2 separate regions of the Homo sapiens genome follow, and region 2 is linked to region 1. A link is a loop called in an ENCODE intact Hi-C map of the cell type or tissue named here. Cell type or tissue: mammary epithelial cell. All regions are shown on one strand. Each heading gives the region's core, and the rest is flanking DNA. Links, peaks and the distances in the headings are about the cores only.

Region 1 (11,490 bases), core at 1,330-9,329:
AGCCTGATGTTTCCTTTGTAGGAAGATTTTTAAACTGTTGATTCAATTTTTGTATTGATTATGACTATTTGAGTTTTCTGTGTTCTCTTGAGTTTGAGTTTATTATGAAAAGTCACATTTATCTAGTAATTTGTTTCATCTACATTTTCAAATTTACTGGTATAATGTTTATAATAACCTCTTAAATCTTTGTAATGTCTTGAAGCATCAGTATTTATGTCTCATTTTTTGTTTCTGACATTGTTACTTGTGTCTTCTCTTTTTCTTGATCAATCTTGCCAGAAATTTATCAATTTTATTAGTTTTGGCAAATAAATGATTTTTGGTTGTGTTGATTCTATTATATTTTTGCCTTTTATTTCATCAGTCTCTTTCTTTTAGCTTTCTTTGGGATTATCCAATTCTTTTTCTATCTTAAATCATATGCTTAGATGATTAATTCTATTATAAATTGTATGCTTTATGGCCAGGTGTGGTGGCTCATGCCTATAATCCCAGCATTTTGGGAGGCCGAGGCAGGCAGATCACTTGAGGTCAAGAGTTTGAGACCAGCCTGACCAACATGGTGAAGCCCCGTCTCTACTAAAAAATTAAAAAAAAAAAAAATAGCCAGGTGTGGTGGCGCACACCTGTAGTCCCAGCTATTCAGGAGGCTGAGGCATGAGAATTGCTTGAACCTGGGAGGCAGAGGTTGCAGTGAGTGAGATTGCACCATTGCACTCCATCCTGGGCGACAGAGCAAGACTCTGTCGCAAAATAAATAAATAAATAAATAATAAACGTATGCGTTAGCTTATTTGAGGCATTCGTTATTTATAAGCACATTTAAAACCTTTCAATCATTGGGAAATCATCTTTTTGCTATTAATTTCTCATTTAACTGCCTTGTTGTCAGACAGTGTGGTCTGTATAATACCAATACTTTAACATTGTTGAAACTTGTTTTGGCTCAGTTGTCATTGAAAATAATGTCTCCTATAGTTGTTGGGTACAATTTTCTGTAAATATATATTGAGTCAACTTTGTAGTATTCAAATCTTCTATATTTGTACAGTTTTGGGTTTTATTTTTAGTATTCTTGATATTTTAATTACTGGGACAGTTATAATAAACTCTTCTACCATAAAAGCAAATTTCTTCTTGTAATTGCATATATTTTTGCTTTATATGTTAGAGGCTATGTTATTAGGTATATACATGTTTAAAATTGTTATATTTTCCCAGGGAACTAAAACTTTAATCATTGTGTAGTGATTCTGTTTCTTCCTAGTAATGCTTCTTACATTAGAGTCTACCTTGTCTGCTATTAATTTAGGTATACCAGCTTCTTGGATTAGTATTTGCCTGAAATATTATTTTCTATTCTTTTTACTTTTAAACTTTTATGTTTTAAATGTGTTTCCTATAAGTAGCATATAGGTGGATTTTTAAAGCTGAAACTTAATTTATATTAATTGTGATCACTAAAATATTTGCACTTACATTTACCATTTTATTAAAAGCTTTCTATTTATCTTATCTTCTCTGTTCCTTTATCTTTCTTTTCTTGTCTTCTTTTATTTTTTCAATATTTATTTTCTTATTTTAACTTTTCATTATAAGTAATTGACACACATAACAAAAGTGGAGAAATATCTCTCAACTTCAGCAATGATCAACAAATTTCATATTATCTATCCTCTATACCTTCCCCATTACCCAACACTGGATTGTTTTTAAGCAAAACCAAGCCATCATATTATCTTATTCATAAATTCTTCAGTATGTGTGTAATATTTAAGAAGTCTTTCATGAAACAAAACTACATTACCATTATTACATCTTTAAAAATAGCAGTTCTTTAATATCATTAAATATGCAGTGAGTGTTCAAATTTTCCTGTCTCACACACAAAAATTTTTTTTGTTTTGTTTTTTTCTCTTGGATTGTCTGAATTGGATCCACCCATTTCTTTCTTCTTTTTAGAATAAACATTATTTTTCTTGTGTAATTTTATTCTTACTAGCTTGGGAATGATACACTTTATTCTTTATTATTATTCTAAAAATTCTAACTTATCAGTCTGAAGTTAATTAGTATTTTTTCTCTCTAAATAGTATATAGTTCAGAATACTTTAAATCCTATCAACAAACCCCTTCCCTAATCTTAGATCATGTGCTATTGGTGTCTTATATTTTGGTTCTAATTTTTAACTCTATAAGACATGATTATTACTTTTTTTTTTTTTTTTTTTGAGACAGGTCTCACTCTGTCACCCAGGCTGGAGTACAATCGTGTAATCTTGGCTCACTGCAGCCTCAACCTCCTGGGCTCAAGCAATTCTCCTGTGCCAGCCTCCCATGTAGCTGGGACTGGAGGTGCGCACCATCACACCTGGCTAATTTTTTTATTTTTCTGATTTTTTGTAGAGCTGAGGTCTCCCTGTGTTGCCCAGGCTGGTCTCGATCTCCTGGACTCAAGTGATCTTCCTGTCTAGGCCTCCCAAAGTGCTGGGATTACAGGCATGAGCCACCATGCCTGGCCTATTTCGTGATTTTTGACTGTGAGCTCATATCTGTAGAAATTATTTGATGCTAGGTTGAGTAAGTTTCTCTTGGGAAGGTTTGTACTTACCTCTTCCAGGCATCTGGGGGAACCACCAGTCATAGGCATCTTTTAACTAAATATTCAACTTGAGGTTTTTTTCTTCTACTCAGGTTCAAGGTTGAAAGAGGCAAACTCCTTGCTTCCCCTTGAGGGAGGGAGTGGGTGAATCTATTTCCTAGTTAATTAACTGGAAGATATAACCCATTAGGGTTCTAGATTTATGGAGGGGGCTCTTCTATTGGCCTCCCCACCTTGACCAGGCCCTGTTTTTTTCACCCAGCAAGGCTGTGAAAATAAAAATTCAAATTTACTTTTAGAGTAAATGTTATTAAGATATAAGGTGGCATTAGAATTCTGCTTATTTTTCTGGGCTTTCACTCTCACCTTTGCTTGGTTTTCAGTCACTTACTTTTTTTTTTTTTTTTTTTTTTTGCCAAACTCATCAATGCTTTCTGTATATCAGCATTGTTCATTATTTTCCATATGAGGATAGGCCAGAGTATCTTCTCCATCAGACTTCGGGAAGCTACAGTCCTCTCGACAGTTACTATTCTAGTTCCTATTCCCAGAGTGCCAATTCTTGCTAGACAAAGTTTTGGGAGTTTCTAACTTCATTCACCTGAATGTTCACTGCTATTTAAAATCTTTTTCCTCTTGGCCTTGACCCCTGGCCCTCTGCTTTCCTACAAGTATGGAGACACCATCAGGTATGAGTTCTCTCCTCTCCTATCCTCTCTACTTTACAATACCTCTTTATCCACTTAATCTTTCCTACTTATTCTTCCCCCCAAGTCTCCCTTGGAGAATTGCCCCTCCTTTCTAAGGCCAAATCCTCTACCCTTGCTATGAATTCCATTTTTGTGGCCAAAATTCCTCTTTCTTTGCTCATGATCTTTTGCCAATTATATTCTTACTAATCGTTCAAGGCTGAGTTTAGTACTTTCTCCCCTGTGATGCCTTTTGAAATGTCCCTTCCCCCTTCATCCCTAATTTCCTCTCGACTCCAAGAGCACTTTGTTATTAACATAACATTAACACAGGACTTACACTGTTGTAAAAGGGAATTATTTGCATAACTGTCGTTTCTCCTTCTAAATTGTGAGTTCCTTAGAGAAGACACCATTTTCTGCATTATTTCTTACTGTGCGAAACATAATACTTTGCATATAGTGGCTCATTGTAAATGCTTCTTGCCTTCCTTAGAAATCAGTCTCTTCAACAATCTCTTTTCTTTACTCTGTCTTCATTTTCACTAGATCCCTCCTTTCTATGGTCAGACACATTCGAGTATTTTGGAACTTGAAGGGAAAGAAAAAAATCTCTGCTTAATCCTGCTATTTCCCTTTTTATCTTTCTTTTTCTAAATATCTTAAACATATGGTCTGTGACTTCTGTCTTCTTTCTTTACCCTGCATCTTTCTTTAACCGTCTGTAATCTGACCTCCACTCTCACCACTCTACTTAGACTACACTCTTAAAAATGAGTTTCCTTCCGATTACCACAGCCATGTCCTATCTGCAGCTTCTGTTTGATACTCTGAGCACCCCTGGTGGGAGAGCGACCTCTGCCTAGTGTGGCCCTGGGGTGCTGCCAGGGTCTCCTGCCCTCTGACCACTCTTCCTCCCCTCCACCCAAGCCTGTTCTCAGCTCACAGCTTTCCTTCCTATACTGAGGGACCCCCGCCCCACGTTTGTGACTTTAGCTATTATGGATGGGGCTGCTTTTCGCATCTTCATTCTCCTTCCCTAATTTCTTCGAAAACCAAAATCTGAATTCTTAAATTTTTTCCAGACATTTTCATTTGATGCCCCTCTGCTCAAGAAGGCTCCCTTTCCTCAATATGTTCATCTCTTCCATCACTTCCTGGTTCCTTTAGGCTCAACAATCTCAGTTTTGTTTGATCTTTCCCAATTTCTTACTCCTCTCTTTCTCACCCCCTGTGAAGGTGGCTCAGCCTCCACAAAATCTCTCTCGATTCCAGCTGTCTTTGCTTTGGTTTAGGACTCATCCCTGGATGAGTGCACCAGGCTCCCTGGCTATGCCTCTGCTATCAGGTTCTTTCCTTTCTCAGTCCTCTTGCATATCATTGCCTAATATTATAAAAATTCCATTCAAGGTCTGATGGAGGTCTATGGAAAAAGATGATGGATTAGAGAATCCGACAAGTCAGGATTTGAATCCCAACTTCACTACTTACTGGCTGTGAGGTGTCAGTTTCCTTCATTTCTGTGAGAGGAATGACACTCATCGCATAGGATTTTAGTGAATATTAAGTAAGGCAATCTGTTAATAATAAAATTACCTTTCTACATGTTTTTATTTTTAACAGATCAATAAGCATTTTCAGAGCAATTAGGTCATTTCTCCAAGGTCACAGTCTATAAAGCAGAGCAGGGTTTTTCACATATCTCACAAGGCAAGGTGAATATAAGCTTTAAATTTGTCTGTATTAATTAATGAATCCATATTCCTAATGCCTAGTAACAAATCCTACATTCACTCAGTTCTTCAGGAGCCAAGAGAAGATACTGATCCTGAGGGGGCTGGAGCAGCTCCAGGTCAGTGTCAGGGGCTGAGACCAGCATTGGAAGAGAAGGCGTGCGGCTTAGCATGGAGGCCAGGAGGGGAAACGGTGAGGAGAGAAGAGGGCGTCCCAAGATGCCCTGCCCAGCATGGCTATCACTGGAAAATGAGAAAGGATGTGGAGCTCATTGTGTATTTTTATGACGTTGAGCGGATTTAATCCTTTTCTGCCTAGGGCTGTTCACTCTTCATGAATGTCTTGGGGATTTGGCCAATTGTGAGAATGTTTCTGGTGATATTAAACCTCATTTTATGAGGTTGGCGGCCATTACTTTCAAACCATAAATCTTATCCTCTAAAAAAATGAGAATGATCCCTTCGAAAAATCCCACTTGATGATGAGAAGTTTGGTCGTGGAAAATACATAAAATTCGGGATCCCCTTTTTTTGCCTCAGGCCTGAATGTGGGCTGGGGTCAGGCATTCGGAGCCGTGTGAGGGGCTAGAATCTCAGGAAAGCCTCTCTGACTGATGCTACGGTGGAGCAACGAGAACACTCGGTGGCATAAACTTTCAGAAAGACAGTAGAGAAAAAGGAAGGAGGATGCACCCCAGTCCATGACACCCGCCCTGCACGTTGTTAGTTGGGGTCACGTGTCCAGCTTCTCCAATATGGCGGCTGCGTGGCCCTGGCCCACTTGCTGTACTCTCCTTGTGGTGTGGCCAGAACTGTGGCTCTCCTTTCACCTCACGCCCTCAGATCAATGGCTGTCGGTGGCCATTCATTCAGAACTCCCTCAATAAGAGTATTTTGTGGTAAATTTTGTTTGGGGGATGCTGCAGGTTATTTTCCGCTTCTGGAGATTCCCAGTGAGTATCAGAAGTTTTGATAAAGACTTTTTTTTTTTTTTTTTAGCAAAAAGCCAGCAGAGCCAGCTGCTTGGACCCAGGGGTCCTTGGTTGTTCCCAGGGCCCAGGTCATGCCCTGTAAGAGTGGAGCTTATGAAGTTACCCACACACCTATCTCCAGAGACTCTCATTTCCAACCTGCTCGGGACCCAAGAAGGCTCAGTTGTTCAGATCTAAAAACGCATTACATAATTTTCCTCGCCATTCATTCTTCTATATGATAGCAGGGAGAAAATCCGCTTTCGTGCCTTGACAGATGTGCGGTTGCTAATTTAACTAGGTAAAGTATGGTTGAGGGATGTCAAACCTGAGGCAGTGTTCTTGGGACTAGCTTCCATTGTTATGGCCCCTGAAGACACTTGCTGACTTAAACAGGGCAGGGGCCGCAGGGATGGGCCGTTGTGCTCAGGAGAATCTCTGAGGCCCCCACCCAGGCCCATTGCTAGAGGCCAAAAGACACAGATAAAATCCATGGCAGTGAGTTCACAGGAGACACCTGGTGCCACTGGGCAGGATCTCATATGGGGTCTTGGGGGAAATGAAAACAATAATTGTATGAAAAATCAGCCTTCCTCCCCAATCATTGCTAACCCCTTGCCATCTCTGAATATTTCAGTTTTAGAATATTTCTTTTAGGGAACTGGGCAGAAATGACAGGAGTTAGCCCATATTTGTTAGACCTTCCCTGTGTGCCACATATGTTTTTAAAAAGGCTTCATGTCCATTTTCCCAATCATGGCACTGCTGTGACTCGTGGCAATGGAGTATAATGCCCATTTTACAGATGAGCAAATCAAGGCTTAGCCCTCCGTGAAGCCGTGTGCCTCCAGAGCCCAGGCTCCCCCTTTCTGCCTGTTCTGCCTCAGGGTAGTTTTTGAGTCTTCCATGGAGTCTTCTACACATTCCAGTGGAAATGTAAGCACCAGAGAAATAACCTAAGAAATCGCACTTACCTTTGCAAGGCTGCCACCTTCCCTGCTGCCTTGTGGAGAGGGCCTGGCTAGCTTCTCAGCACCATGAGCACAGCAGACCCTTTTTCTTTCCAGGGCTGCTTGGAGGAGGGAAGATTCTGTCCTGCTGCGGGCCCTGCTGTGCAACTCAACTCATGACCGATCCTGCAGATCACAGGAGACCCCGCAGTGCTGGAAGAACCCAGAGCTCAGGGCAAAGGGGAGCTTCGAGCGCTCCTAAAATATAGGTCTTCGCCTATCATTTTAAAATGAGGTTTCTTTTCTTCTCCCCAGCTTCTGCTTTCTCCTAGGTATGGGGTAAGAGAATTTCTTTTTTCTTTTGAGACAAGGTTTCACTCTGTCATGCAGGTTGGAGTGCAGTGGCACAATCACCACTCACTGCAGCCTTGACTTCCCAGGCTCAAGCAATCCTCCCACCTCAGCCTCCCAAGTAGCTGGGACTACAGGTGTGTGTCACCATGCCCAGCTAATTTTTTTTTTTCGTATTTTTATAGAGATGAGGTCTCTCCGTGTTACCCAGGCTGGTCTTGAACTCCTGGGCTCAAACGATTTGCAGGCCAGGCCCTCCCAAAGTGCTGAGATTACAGGTGTTAGCCACTGCGCCAGGCCAGTAAAAGAATTTCTTAGGAAGTTTTGGGATGAATTTGGCCACTTTTGCTGTAGAATATGTAGAAGGAGAATTTAAAAACTTCTTTGTTGGCAGGACTTAAACCTTCTGTGTTGCTGTTCTGTTTGTAAGGGCAGTGCCAGCTCCTGACCCCAGTGGTGAGTTCCGTGCCTTCTTTCCCGGCTGCAGGGAGGGACCCTGGATCATTGACTGGGCCTCACCATCTGGAGAAGAGATTCTGGAGAAGTTGTCTCTGGAGTGAGTTTCTGTTTAGTTGGATAATTTGCGTATTTAATGACATACAACTTTTTTTTTTTTTTTCAAAGAAACAACCTTGTCAATATCCCACAAAAGATCAAAATATATATTTTAAAATCTTACATTTGAATAAAAAGTAATATAGCAATAATATAAAGACACTCCAAGTACAATCCAAGTATGCTAGGTTAGACTGGAGGTTGCAGTTGCTTCAGGCAAGATTCATACCCTGAACTGCACCAGGCAAGCAGCTTCCCAGGCCAGCAGCCCGTACAGTGACACCGGGCCCCCCATCAGCACCCTGCACTTGGTTTAATGCTCTCATGTTGCCGCTGTGACATTCTGAACACTTTTTGAACAAGGGGACCTTCGCTTTCATTTTGCTCTAGACCCCATGAATGGCGTAGCTGGTCCTGCTCTGCTGGTTCCCTGTTCCCTGCAGAATGAAATCCAGATGCCCTCCACGTCCATCCCCACTGCTGGGGGAACCCCTCTAGGCAGACAACATGGCCCAGCCGTCGTCACCCTGAGGTCTGGCACGGTGCCTGGTAGGACTCAGCCAGTATCTGAGGACTAAAGGAAATTTTGTAAAACACCATAAAAAGGCTTGTTCTGTATCCAGATAAAATGGAAGCTCTTTCTATCCTCTCAAAATATCCCTTTTTCAAACCAAACTCAATTTCCTAGCTAAAAGCCATTATCAAACACCAGGCTCACCTCTTGGTTGTACACGCGGGTGTTTATTAAGGCCACCCATAAACTTAAAACACCTTCTTTCAAATCTGACTTCTTTCATTTCTTTTTGTGTTATTCTTGTAGTGGAGCTTCAGTTTTTGTTAAAGGAAGTCTGTCTCTAATGTACTGTTTCAGCACAAGTTTCTTTTAATTGACTAACTGAACACCCCAGGGTAAGTGGCTGTCCCAGCCTAAGGAGGATGGGCTGTAGGCTCTTGAATTGTCCTGGTCTCAGGGCAACTTTTCCAGCAAGAGCAAACACAGGGCCTACGGCCTACAAAAATGTTTTAACTTAAAATTCTTTTGAAATCAGAAGAAGTGATAAATTTGATTCATATATATAATATGTAACATGTAAACCCAGCCTGGATTATATTTGTCTCCTGCTCTGCTGTGAATGTCCCCACCGAAACTCATGTTGAAACTTAATCCCCAATGTGGCAGGATTGAGGGGTGGAGCCTTTAAGGGGTGAGTGGGTCACAAGGGCTCTGCCCTCATGAGTGGATTAATCCATTCAAGGATTAATGGGTTAATGGATTATCACGGGAGTGGGACTGGTGACCTTATAAGAAGAGGAAGAGAGACCTGAGCTAGCATGTTAGCCCGCTCAGCCCCCTCGTGGCGTGATGTCCTGCAGCAACTCTGCAGCATCCCCACTAGCAAGAGGGCCTTCACCAGATGTGGTTCCTCAACCTGGCACTTCTCAGTCTCCGTAACTGAAAGAAATAAATTCCTTTTCTTTATAAATGACCCAGTTTCAGGTATGCTGATATAAGCAACAGAAAACAAACTAAGACATCTTCATATCAATGCAATTGCAAAATATATTTGTAATGTTTTTTGGAAGAAAGGTCTTATGAAGGCAAAGATGCCTCGGGGCCCCAGAAGTCACCATGCAGCTCTGCGTGGTCAGCATTACCTATGTTACTGGACCCCTCACAGCTTCTGCCCTCCGGCTCTATCCACAGCAAGAAGGTAAGCCAGTTATTTTGTTTGTTTGTTTGTTTGTTTGAGATAGAGTTTCACTCTTGTTGTCCAGGCTGGAGTGCAATGGCATGATCTTGGCTCACTGCAACCTCGGCCTCCCGGGTTCAAGTGATTCTCCTACCTCAGCCTCTCGAGTAGCTGGGATTACAGGTGCCCACCACCATGGCTGGCTAATTTTTGTATTTTTTTAGTAGAGACGGGGTTTCACCATGTTGGCCAGGCTGGTCTCAAACTCCTGACCTCAGGTGATCTGCCCACCTCAGCCTCCCAAAGTGCTGGGATTAAAGGCATCAGCAACTGCATCTGGTGGTGAGCCAGTTTTGAAGGTTTGGTGACAGTGGGTGGGAAAAGTGCTCTGTGATTTCCCATCCCCCAGAGCAGCCTCGCGAGAGAACACCACGTTATGATAGTGGCTTCAGGGACACAGGGCTGCTCTGACTGCCAATCCCATGAGGTCGGAGGGCCTTCAGAAAAGCCTGAGGTGGTCAGGTCAGCGCTCAGCCCAGCCTGGGTGCCATTTCCTTTGGGTTTACACATTGGAGCTGCCCCAGCCCTCCAGGTGAGGCACAGAGTGGGGTGCATACGCCCCTTCCATGGGACAAATGCCCTCTCATAGCCTGGGGACCCAGGCAGCTCTCAGGAGGAGTCTTTGCTGGCTTGGATTCCTATCAGACAAGCTTAGTTTGTGCATTTTTTGTTTAGGAAAATTCCTTTTAACCTCTGGATTTGTGACGTCCTGAGAAGTGTGTATTAAACAGAAAAGGTTCTCTGTGCCTCATGAATACATTAATTAGCGCCTCTGTATCCTAGGGCAGCAGGTGCCTTGGGACAGATGTCATTAAACAGCTCTGAGGTCAAGCGCATGGAGCAGATGGTGCACTGGGCACAGGGAGGCAGCCCCGTGTCCCTGCAGGGGCCCTGGACAAGCACCTAGGCCATGGGTCAAGGTCTCCGCTCCAGCTCTTCTAGCTGTGGGTACAGGACCCTTTCCAAGTACTGTCTGGAGGCCAGGTTCTGGGCAACAGATCTTCGTGTACTTTTCATTTTGACCCTCGCCACAATCCTCTGAGAAGGCAGATGAGGAAACTGATCTTTCGAGAGGTTGCAGAGACGTGTGCCAAATCGTTCAATGGGTGACCCTCAAGTGGCCTGGTGGCTTCCTGCTTGCTGTCTCCATGTCCTGGGCAGCTGGCATTCCCAGCACCTCCTGAAACAGCCCACATCTATGCTCAGACTGCCCTGTGCTCTTGCGCCATTTGTCCCTCCCCCTAAAGACTCCCTTTATGCCCAATACAAAGGAAGAACAAGGGGGACAGGACCCCTCTCCTCCAGCACAAGCATAGCACAGCCCGCTGTGCAGGCTCTGAGCAGGATGCTGAGAGAATGCAGGACAGACCCAGGCACCTGCAGACCCTCCTCCCTGTGAGGTCCCACCTGCCCCACATGACACTGTGCAGTTGCCTGTGCCCCTTAGCATAACCAAGGTCAGGCACTGGTCCCAAGGTCACACAGGGCCAGAGCTCAGATTTAAACAAAGCTGAGTGATTCTAGAACCTGTGTGTGCCAAAGCACTGCATTCTACCTAAGTGCTGGGTTTTTTGTTTTTTGTTTTTCGTCTAAAACAGCCTACAGAATCCTGGCCTTGGCTTTCTCACCAGACTTCTGGGAAGGTCAAATGAGATAATATATGCAAAAGCACTCTGTCAGTGAAAAGTGCTCTGTTTCTGGTCTAATAACCCTCCCCAACCCACTCACAGTTCTTCATTTTCAAATTCCTTAGTGAGCAGTTGGTTTCGTTGTCTTAATTTGGGGCAGTAATGATTTCTGAGAAGCAGGTGATTGATAACGCGCAAATTCAAAGCCCCTTGGGGGCTGCATTGTAGCATGGTGTGGGGATGGGGAGACAGAGGGC
Region 2 (11,490 bases), core at 1,404-9,403, 53 kb after region 1:
TTCTGAATGTACCTGAGGCTTTACCCAGAAGCTGACAGATCCTTAACACTCAAAAGGCAACTCAACTGTTCACCCATTTCATTTTAAAAACTGTGTAGGTGCCAGATGCCGTGGAAGGCACCGTGAGCACAAAAAGGATTTTTCTCTGAGGAATGTCTCCAATACCTCCCAGGAGCTCTAGCTCTCCTCACCCCCAGGCTTAGGGGGCAGTGGGATCCTGCTCTTGGGACCCTCGGCAGTGGGTGGTTCCCTAGCAGGCAGGGCACCTATGTATCAGGGGTACCACCAGCAAAGCAGGGGTGCCAAGAAAATGAAAGGATTTTACCTTTTCCATTTCCAAAACAGCAACCAAGTAGTGGTCATCATAACAAAAGACAGATCTCTGTAGCACTTACTTTCCTTTGGTTTTAAAGATTTTGTTTATCTTGTCGGGGATGGAGGTTGGGGGAGTGGCCACTGCAGTTTTTTCAGTGTTTAGGGTACTAAAGCTCTTAATTGCCCTGGCCTTGTAATACTCCTTTGGGCTGGAATAATTTCTTTTTTAATGGAGTTTCTCTCTCCTTGTCCAGGCTGGAGTGCAATGGCATGATCTTAGCTCACTGCAACCTCTGCCTCCCAGGTTCAAGAGATTCTCCTGCCTCAGCCTCCAGAGTAGCTGGGACTACAGGTGCCCGCCACCATGCCCGGCTAATTTTTGTATTTTTAGTGGAGATGGGGTTTCGCCATGTTGGCCAGGCTGGTCTTGAACTCCCGACCTCAGGTGATCTGCTCACCTCAGCCTCCCATAGTGCTGGGATTACAGGTGTCAGCCACCGTGCCCGGCCCATTCTTTCTTTTCTTCAAAGCCTGGAGGGACTGGCCCACGTGCCCCTTTTCTCCTGCCACTACTTGACAGTTCTCACCAGGCAGTCCCCTCCTCATCCAGGGGCACTGACTCCCAGCTTCTCCCGACTACTCTTGTTTTCCTGGGTCAAGGATACCCAGACTAGGATTAGTCTTGATGGCTACTGAAAGAAATGGAAGCAGCAGCAGTGTCCCGTCTACGCCCTGCCACTGTCTCCACTCCCATCTTACAGACAGAAGCACACACAGGTGACCGTGTCAGGGTGCTGACGGCGGGACGGAAGGCAGGCCCACCAGCATTCTGAAACAACACCCTGGCTTGGAAAGTCACGAGGACGCCACACCACAGGAGCTAGGCCTGATGTCTAGGGCGTGCTGAGGGAGGGGGCCAGAGACACCATCGGAGATGGTGCCGGGGTGGGGCTGGCTGCTCTTCCATCCTCCCAGTCCTGCCTCTGGGAAAATATCCTTGGGAGGAGAAAAGAGGTCATGGGCAGTACCAGACAGCGCTAGTCACCAGACCACGGATACAGCCTCGGTGGCGGCAGCTGAGGCCGTGGTCTGGGGCATGTCCTGAGTAGGCACTCCCGCAGGTACCAGTGAAGAAACTCTGGCGAGTGGGGGCCTATCCAGGTCGCCACTCTGCCTTCTCCGAGAAAGACCTACCCGCAGGTACGGGTGAAGAAACTCTGGCGAGTGGGGGCCTATCCAGGTCGCCACTCTGCTTTCTCTGAGAAAGTTCTACCCGCAGGAATGAGGACCTAGAAGCAATGTGTGTGTTGCCACAGCTGATTGGCTAAAGTACAGGCATGGAGCCAAGCTGAGCCAATCAGATGGTGTCTCTGTAGGACCAAGGGAGGGGAACGAGGCCCTGGGCTTGCTGAGACTGGCACATGTTAATGGCACCTCCTGCAATTTAAGTCTTCAGGGCGGTCCTGTTGTTTCCATCCCTGAGAGAAAGCTTCCACTAATTCTATGAGATAAACTAGTAAGCGCTTCCTGTCAATACTCCCTTTAACTTTTCCTTAAGCTGGACAACTGGTTCTCGAGCAGGAGTAATTTTGACACTAGAGGGCATTTAGCAATGTCTGGAGACACTCTTGGTTGTTGCAACCGGGAAGGGGGTGCTACTGGAATTTGATGGGTAGGGAGGGATGCTGCTGAAAACCCTATATTGCACAGGACAGCCCCCACCACAAAGAATTGTTTGGCCCCAAATGTTACTTTGAGCTTGACAGAGATCGTTTTTATTGCAGCCTAAGGAGCATGCAACTCACCTTGATACAATGATCAGTTCATTCCTAGCATCATTAATGGTGGCTCAACCACATGCCTTTGCTACTGTGAGGTAGTATGAAGCAAACAGCATCACTGTGATGTATTCTCCCCAACAAGTCTAACGTAAACCCATCATGTCTTTAGAGATGACTTCCAGTTTACAGGAAATTAAGGGATAGATTCATGAGCTAAACTACACATGACAAGGCAACCACACAAATCGAGATGGCAGGACATTTTGCAGGACAGCTAGCCCAGTCTCCAGCAAGTTGTAAAGGGCATTGTGGAGTCAAGCAGGGAAACTCAAATATAGTTGTGGAATTAGAGGAAATAATTTTTTTTAAATGGAAAGGTAAAGGTTATTGTCCAAAATAAGCACAGGAAAAGATCCAGAAGGCTACTCACTAATGTTTTAACATTGGCAGTCTGAGTGGTGGGAACATACGGTATAGTTTGTTTTTTTTTTTTTGGTTTGTCTATATTTTTAAATTCTCTACAATGTACATGTACTTCTTCTATAATATTAAAATGTTATTAAAAATAAACAATAGAGGTTGGTTGTGGTGGTGGCTCACACCTGTAATCCCAGCACTTTGAGAGGCCAAGGCAGGAGGATTGCTTGAGCCTAGGAGTTTGAGATCAACCTGTGGCGGCTCAGTGAGACCGTCTCTACAAAAAATGAAAAACTAGCTGAGTGTGGTGGTGCATGCCTGCAGCCCCAGCTACTTCGGGGGCGCTGAGCGGGGAGGACTGCTTGAACCTGGGAGGTTGAGACTGCAGTGAGCTATGATTGCACCACTGCATTCCAGCCTGGGTGACAGCGCAAGACCCTGTCTCAAAAAAAATTTTTTAAGGCCGGGCACAATGGCTCATGCCTGTTATCCCAGCACTTTGGGAGGCCGAGGTGGGTGGATCACCTGAGGTCAGAAGTTCAAGATCAGCCTACCAATATGGTGAAAACCCATCTCTACTAAAAATACAAAAGTTAGCTGGGCATGGTGGGGGGTGCCTGTAATCCCAGCTACTTGGGAGGCTGAGACAGGAGAATCACTTGAACCCAGGAGGCGAAGGTTGCAGTGAGCCGAGATTGCACCATTGCACTCCAGCCTGGGTGACAGAGCGAGACCCTATCTCAAAAAAACCAATTTTTTTTAAATTAATTAAAAAAATACCCAATAGACTTTTGAACATATCCAGGGCTAGGTAAGTTGGGAGCTGCCTGCCAGCAAGTTTGTCTATGTCTAGGAATGGTGGACATACAGACAGACCATGAAAGATGTGAGCAACATGGGGGCCACTTACCAAAGATGATGTTAAAGATAAAAGGCTACAGAGAGAGAGAGAGAGAGAAAGAGAGAATTGTGTGGTTCTCCATAAAAAATGGGGCCGAAGCTCTAGACTCTTGGTGTGCTGAGAGTTGCAACCACGTGTGTGTGTGTGCCTATGCATGCGTACACGCTCATGTGCAGGGCATAAAACAACAATGAGCAAATCAGTAAAATTGGAGGGAGGGGAAAATTAAGGGAAGAGGGACAGTCATATCCATAATAAAACACTGCAGAAAAGTTCTGCAATCACTTATGCAGAGAACAGATCTCAACAGCTTTCCATGGAAGCCAGGACAGGAGCAACTGCCACTTAAATGGTGTTCTGAAATATGAAATTATCTCAAAGATGAAATGGGTATCCGGCTCGGACAGCACATTTGCGGAATGAGATTTTAGGGGTGGAGGATCTTGTGACTTCAGGATTGAATGCACTTGTTCACCCAGTATTAAATGGCTAGGGAAAGAAGCAGGTAATCAATAAACATTCTCCCTAACAAACTTAGTGAAAGAGATTCTCTCCTCATGCAAAAAACCATGTCCTGGCCGGGCGCGGTGGCTCACACCTATAATCCCAACACTTTGGGATGCTGAGGTGGGCGGATCATTTGAGGTCAGGAGTTTGAGACCAGCCTGGCCAACATGGTGAAACCCCATCTGTACTAAAAATATAAAAATTAGTGTGCCTGTGGCGTGGTGGCGTGTGGTGGCGTGTGCCTGTAGTCCAGCTACTTGGGAGGCTGAGGAAAGAGAACTGCTTGAACCCGGGAGGCGGAGGTTGCAGTGAGCCGAGATCGTGCCGCTGCACTCCAGCCTGGGCGACAGAGCAAGACTTTGTCTCAAAGAAACCAAAAAACCCCAAAAGCCATGTCCCTCCCAGGTTCAAGAGAAAACTCTGACGAGGAAGAAAGCACCAATAGTACTGTTCAGGACGTGCAGACTGAAAGCTCCTATGTGTACCTGTATTTGTGACTCCTGTAAACTGCACTGCTCCTGCTGATGCAATTCCATCACCAGCCACCAGAGCGGAAGGACCCCTTCAGCTTCTGCTGCCCCTCCCAGGTCCCAGAACACCCTGTACTGTAATTTACAGCCTGTCACCAGAGGTTCTGTGGGAAATGTTTTAAGGCCCTGGGATATGTGAGTTTCATTTGACATGCTTTTGTTTTTTTTTTTTTCCCTCAAGCGTGGGTTACAGCTAAATCCTTAGCCAATTAAAGGGTGTGTTTGGTACTTAGAATTGATAAATAGCAGGTCTTTAAGAGCTCTGGAATCCTCAGGGAGCACGCAAAAGGTGCAGAGAAGCAGCTGTGCTAATCCTAGGCAGGTGGGTGGGTGAGTCCTTAAGCAAACTGGCCACAGTTGAACTCCGTGTGGAAGTTTTTCCCTCCCCAGCACCTAACCTGAATGCTCTTGGAGGAAAAATAATGCCTGCTATGTAGGTTTATGTGCTGAGGTTTAGTTAAACCAAAGTGCGTGCCTAAAATACCTGGCTCAGTTTCTGGAACATACTGCAACTAAAAATGAATGGCTACTATCATTTCTAACTGTAATTCCCAATATATTCTTTTGTGATTCCCTGCAGCCTGCATCCTTTTCAATAATGGGAATTATAAATTAATATTATTCTGATAAGCAGCATACAATGATGATATTATATACACGTTTTGTATTTTCTACTTAGTCCTATATAATTTTGAAAGGAAGTGCATTGCCTATTCATATTTAGATTGTGGCTTCCTGCATCTCTTTTAACCCTTTTCTGCTGTATTTCAGTGAATTAATACTAAGCATTGATTATGTGCCCAACACACAATGTCCTCTGGAAAAACATAAAAATGTCCCTGCCTGGAGAATCGCTTGAACCTGTGAGGCAGAGGTTGCAGTAAGCCAAGATCGTGCCACTGCCCATCTCAAAAAAACAAACAAACAAACAACAAACAAACAAAAAGGCCCTGCCTGCAAGAACCTTATAATGCAGCAAGGAAGTGAAGATATATACACAAAATATCCAGAGTCCAAACATCAGAAAGTAGATCAGCAGGTTTCAGATGAACTGGTGGGAACAAGAGCCTAGTTTGCATGTTAGCCTCACTCCATTCATCTATTTACCCATCCATGCGTTCATTCACTCACGCCACAAATATTTACATGCTTAATATGTGGCAGGTGCTGAGCATGTGGGACAGATGCTGCTGGCTAGCTTCCCCAACAGCTATTTCAACCTCTTTCCCTTGCCTATTTCTCTTACTACAGAGGCTAAAAATAAGCGAAGAAAAAAAAATCCCTTTCTCAGCCACCAAGGAGAGGCTCCGTTCTGGCCAATGAGCCACAAAGGGAAAGCCTTCTGTGGGATCGTCTGACAAGGACAGAGTCTTGTGAGTTGAAAAGCTGTCTGTCCCTTTATCCTGCCTTGACTGAGGATGTGACGCCTGGAATGGTGATGCCTGGTGCCGTGATGCAGTCACCATATAATCTTGAGGTGACAGGCATGAGGCCAGAACGTCAACACTGAGGATGGCAAAACAGAAAGACAGAAAGCTTCCTGGTCCTCGATAACATTGCTGGGCAGATACCTCTGCCACAGGCCTCTGACTTCTCACGTGAGAAAAACAAATCTCCTATAGTGTAAGCCGCTGTTAATTGGCTGTTCCCACTCTCGTAGCTGGAAGCGTCCCTACCTCACAGCTGCGCAGATGGTGCTGCACAGTGAGTGATAGATGCACTGCGTGTGACCACGGAGAGTCAGGGGTACAGGTGAGCCTAAGCTACACCAGGCCCAGGTAGGTTTGCTGGGGGATGTGGTGAAAAAGATGACTCCTGAATTCCAGTAAAGGCCAGGGGAATGGCTGCATAGGCACACAGAGGGGCAGTTGTCAGGGGGCAAGAGGAGGGTGTGTCTGAGGGACCAAGAGAAGTCCTGTAGGGACATGTGGAGGGCAAGAGTGGGTGAGGTGGGCAGGGGCCAGAGCTTTCTGGGCCTTGTGGGCTCTGACAGGGATGTGGTGCTTTGCTCTGTGAGACAGAAGAATGAATGGAAGAAGCCATGGCTGCTCATTTCTGCTTGACCCTCTGACTCTGGGAGGACGTGCAGGTCTCCAGGAAAATGCCTTGAAGACACAACAAAGCCGAGTATACAGCCCCCCCAGGTCTCCTGCCTGAGTCACTACATTCCTTAAGAGATACATGACCCTAGTCTTTGCCTTTTCTTCCGTATGAGATAAAGTCTGACAGGTTGGTGATGACGCTTCTGTAATCTATAACACGCTGTACTCTTACACCCAAAGCTCGATGTATTCTGCTTGTAGCGTCTGAGCAAGTGTGATGTGATTTTCCATGTACTGAACCTCCACCGCCTATATAACAAGCTGTGGGCTGAAATCCTGTGTGGGACCTCAGTAAGACTTCCGAGTAAAACTAACTTTAATTCTTGAAAAGCTTGGTTTATCTTCTTCATTTGACAGTTTCAGGAACAAGAGAAAGTCCCTGCAGAATTTCAAGCAGGAGCAACTCATGATACAGTTTTTAAAAAGTGTCACATGGTCAGGGATGGGGTAGGATGGTGGCAGGGAGAGAGAGGGGTGGGCATAACTGTCAAATGACTACAGGAGGGATCCTTGTGGTGATGGAACTGTTCAGAACCTTGACTGTATCAGTGTCAATATCCTGGTTGTGATCCCAGTATTTTGCAAGATGTTATTACTGGGGGGAACTGGGTAACACAGCATCTCTATTATGTCTTACAACTGTATGCAAATCTATAATGATGTCAAAATTAAAAGTTGAATTTTTTAAAAGTGTCTCATAGTTTCAATGCAGAGAACAAGTCAAAAAGGGGTAAGAGTGGGAGGGGGTAGACCAATTGTGAAGCCACTCCAAGGAGTCCAGAGAGCTGCTGGGCCTTGGGCTAGGGAGGTGGGATGAGGGTAGTGGATTGATTCGCGATGCGTCCAGGAGGTTAAGATGACGGATGCGCTGACAGATCACACGTGGGAGGCGAAGAAGAGGAAAAAGTCCAGAAGGACTGCAGGTTCCTGCCTTGAGCAAGTAGGTGGATTCTGGCATCTTTTACTGAGATAGGATACAAAGGAAGAGGAGCAGATTTTGTTCTTGGTGGTGGTGGTGGCAGAGGGGGAGGCAGACAGAGTGAGCTCATTTTTGGGCATCTAAAGTTTAAAGAGCGAATGAACTATCCAGGCAGGGATTCTGGGTCGGCATTTGGAAATGCAATCACCTAAACATGAGGTGATTTTCATATTGTACTAACCAAACCTTCTCCTGATGAAGTCCAGGCTATATATAACTTAGCGAAAAATATAATGAAATCCTATGGCAGTTTTTCCTTACTAGTATACATGTCTGTAGCTGTGATAACTTGACTTCTTTTTTGACAACTTTATTTAAAAATTATTTTATTGTTTTATTTTAATGACTTAAGTCATATGTGAATGCCTGCTCATTGTAAAAACTAATGATAAAATTCATACTAAAGCATACGGAACTAAAAGTGAAATATCCTCCCTCACCCATTTCCAATTCTACTGCCTTTCCTCTAGGAAAATATGAGAGAGTAAGAAATTGTTCCCCCACCTCTCCACATCATGCTTTGGCCCTTCTCTCTACATGAGCTTACTTACTCCCTAAAGTGGGAAAGGGTCCAGAGCTGACTGGGGAGCGCCCGACGTTGGTGGCTCAGGTTGGACTAGTGGCCAGTCACTGCTGGAATCTGTGCCCTGGGCAGGGACCCAGCTTCCTGATTCCTCTTCCTGTCTCCACATGTGGCAAGCACCTGCTTTCTAGAACAGTCCTGGTTCTCTCCCTAGGTCTCTCTGTTTCACCTGCAGCTGCTGTGGGAAGCTGGCCTGCTCTCTTCAACTATGCCATTCATCAGCTGTGGCCTCGAAGACATGGGGCTGCTGTCTAAACCCAATCAGTCCCCTTGATCATGTCTGAGAGTGTGTGACCCCAGGTGCAGACTGAGGGCTGGAGGCAGAGACTGCACTTTGGCCTTGGGCCTGCAGAGTGTTGTCTAATTCAGCTATTATCTGAGAGCCCTGGATAAAATTTTTGCCCAAATTAATAAAGTAGCATGGAGAATAAGGCAGGAAAGAGGTTCAAAAGTTATCATGCCAAGAAAAAACTGTATATACTATATTGAAAATTATCTTGGAAAAGCCTCTAGGAAGAGGCATATTGGAAATCGCTCCTTGGAATACCATGCAGCCATAAAAAGGAATGAGATCATGTCCTTGCAGGGATATGGATGAAGCTGGAAGCCATTATCCTCAGCAAATAACACAGGAACAGAAAACCAAACACTGCATGTTCTCACTTATAAGTGGGAGCTGAACAATGAGAATACATGGACAAAGGGAGGGGAACAACACACACTGGGGCCTGTAGCAGGGATAGGGGGAGGGAGAGCATTAGGATAAATAACTAATGCATGCAAGGCTTAATACCTAGGTGATAGGTTGATAGGTGCAGCAAACCACCATAGCACGTTTACCTATGTAACAAACCTGCACATCCTGCACATGCACCCCAGAACTTAAAATTAATAATAATAATAATAATAATAATAATAATAGTAAAAAAGAAATCACTCCTCAATATGCTTCCTTTCCTGAGCTGGAAGAGATCACTACTGATGAAGCGGCTTTTGCTTAGGAGCCATGTTGCACAAACCAAACCCCCATGTCTTCAAACCCTGGAATCAAGCTCAGTGCGGTGAGATGCACGCCATTGAGGGGGCCTTGGGAACTGCCCTTGGCTGGGAGCAGCGGGCTCCTGTGCCTTCCTCAGGCTCATTCCAGGGCTGCGGGAAGCTCATTCACTGGCTGCAGTTATTACACTCTCTCTATTTTCTTGCCAATTGCATATAGTTGCCATGTAAAATAAATGTGCACATGATGCAACTCCTCTGTGCTCTCTTTTCCATTTGGCTAATAATCCTTGGCATGTGCCCCACTGTTCAAAATCCTGAAGGAGAAGATAACTAAGGGGCCCCTGAGCTTCTTATTAACTTGGGATCTACTCTTCTGGATCTTTTTCTATGCATTTATATATGCATACATACCTGATCTTTTACATAAATAGAAACATACTATACATATGGTTCTGCAACTTAATATTTTCACTGAATCATGGAATTACATGATTTTCCCCCCACATATCAACAGATACAGATCTACCACATCTTTTAAACTAGTCTATAGCATGGATAGTCTATAATATTTGTAACCATCTGCCAATGAACTTTCTTTTTTAGAAAGTCCAGTTTTTGCTATTATAAACATGACTATAATAAACATCCTATATATAAATATCTTTACAGATTTACCTGAATATTTCTAGCAGATCAAAGAGTATGTATATTTGAAACTTTAACATTTACTGCTGAATTGTCCTCCAAAAATGTTTAATGATTTTGACTTCCAACCACACCGTATGTTCCCTAACACTGTATATTACACATCTTTTTAATTTTTGCCAATCTAATGGATAAAAGGGAGTATCTAATTTTATTTTTATTTGATACAAAAGAAACTGAATGTCTTTGCAAATGTTTATTGCCAATTTCTGTTTTTTTCTTTGGGAAAATTTTGTTCATAGCTAAAAAAATTTTTCCACTGGGTTGTTTGTATGTTTCTCATAGATTTTTAAGATAGATCTTTTATGATGGGTATTCATCTTTTGTTGCAAATGTTTCTTATGGTCTGACACTTGTCTTGTATTTGTATATGATGTCTTCAATTCAACTATTTTTTTTAAAGGATAGCTTCTGGGTATGAAGTCTCATTTAGACAGGCCCCTTCTGCCTCAAAATTATACTTTTAGAAATTTCTTTGTATTTTTTCATAATACTTTTATTGCCCTCGTTTTTGTATTTATTTCTGAAATTTTTGTGAATTTATGATGTAGGATAGGGCTCTGGCTTTACAATTCCCTCAAATGTCTCAGTGGTGATCGTCTCAGCACCTATTACTGACTATTGCTTTCTTTTCCCACTGATGTGAAATGCCACCTTTATGGTACATCAAATTCCTATGCACCTGTACATCTATCTCTGGACCCTATTCTTCTCCATTGATTTGTATATTTCAGTGCTGTCAGAATGACACCTTTAAATTAATATAGCTCGAAAGTCTGTTTTGACGTTGATAGGACACATCCACCATTACCCACCTTTACCATCATTACTATGACCAGAAATACTTTTTTTTAGCTATCCTTAACGCTTTTTTTCTTCTACACAAACTTTATAAATGGTTCAAATTTCATTTTGAAAAATCTATTACTTAAGTGGGTTTGCACTGACTATATAGAATAATTTGAGGATAACTGACATCTTAACAATATTGAGGTTTCCCATCCAGGAACCTAGAATGTTCCTTCATTTATTCAACTCTTTTACACTTGTGTGTAGAGATCTGCAGTTTTCTTAATCAGCCTTTGCTTGTTTCTCGTTAGGTTTATTCCTAGGTGTTATAATTTTTGTTGTATATTTTTCTATTATAGCTTATGATTGGCTCTTGCTATTCTCTAAAAAGGCTATTGACTGGCTGGGCACAGTGGCTCATGCCTGTAATCCCAGCACTTTGGGAGGCTGAGGCAGGTGGATCACCTGAGGTCAGGAGTTTGAGACCAGCCTGCCCAACATGGTGACACCCCGTCTCTACTAAAAATATGAAAAATTAGCTAGGCGTGGTGGTGGGCAGCTGTAATCCCAGCTACTCGGGAGGCTGAGGCAGGACAATTGCTTGAACCCAGGAGGCAGAGGTTGCGGTGAGCCAAGATCACGCCACTGCACTCCAGCCTGGGAGACAAGAGCAAAACTCCGTCTCAAAAAACAAACAAACAAACAAAAAAAGCTATATATTGATCCTGAATTGAGCTGCTTTAATGAGTTCTTTATAAGTTCTAATAGCATTAAGTTGACTTTTTAGAATCATCCATTTGAAGAAACATTGTCAGCTGCAAAAATTACATTTTCGTGAATTCCCTTCTAATATTAACACTTTCTATTTGTTCTCCTTGTCTG

Evidence for each region. Peaks named below come from ENCODE experiments on the same cell type or tissue, not always from the same donor. Only the 100,000 strongest peaks of a DNase experiment are listed, where the experiment ranks them.
Region 2: it touches region 1 in a loop (3.0-fold over the local background); 4 of 110 quality-filtered maps call a loop at or near these places.

Annotation. Positions count from the first base shown.
Region 1 is chr18:26,411,636-26,423,125 of GRCh38, forward strand. LOC107985142 (a long non-coding RNA gene) reads left to right here and starts at 4,822. Exons shown (of 3, transcript XR_001753381.2): 1 at 4,822-5,220; 2 at 6,027-6,299; 3 at 7,066-7,280. LINC01543 (long intergenic non-protein coding RNA 1543) reads left to right here and starts at 11,360. Exons shown (of 4, transcript NR_110762.1): 1 at 11,360-11,490. In mammary epithelial cell, for the core only: no CTCF peak of the experiment used is centred there; no DNase peak of the experiment used is centred there.
Region 2 is chr18:26,464,560-26,476,049 of GRCh38, forward strand. The region is part of intron 3 of KCTD1 (potassium channel tetramerization domain containing 1); the gene reads right to left. Among named protein-coding and RNA genes, the nearest start is that of LINC01543, 47 kb to the left of the region's middle. RefSeq lists enhancers at 4,523-4,582, 5,824-6,043. In mammary epithelial cell, for the core only: a CTCF peak has its summit at 4,460; no DNase peak of the experiment used is centred there.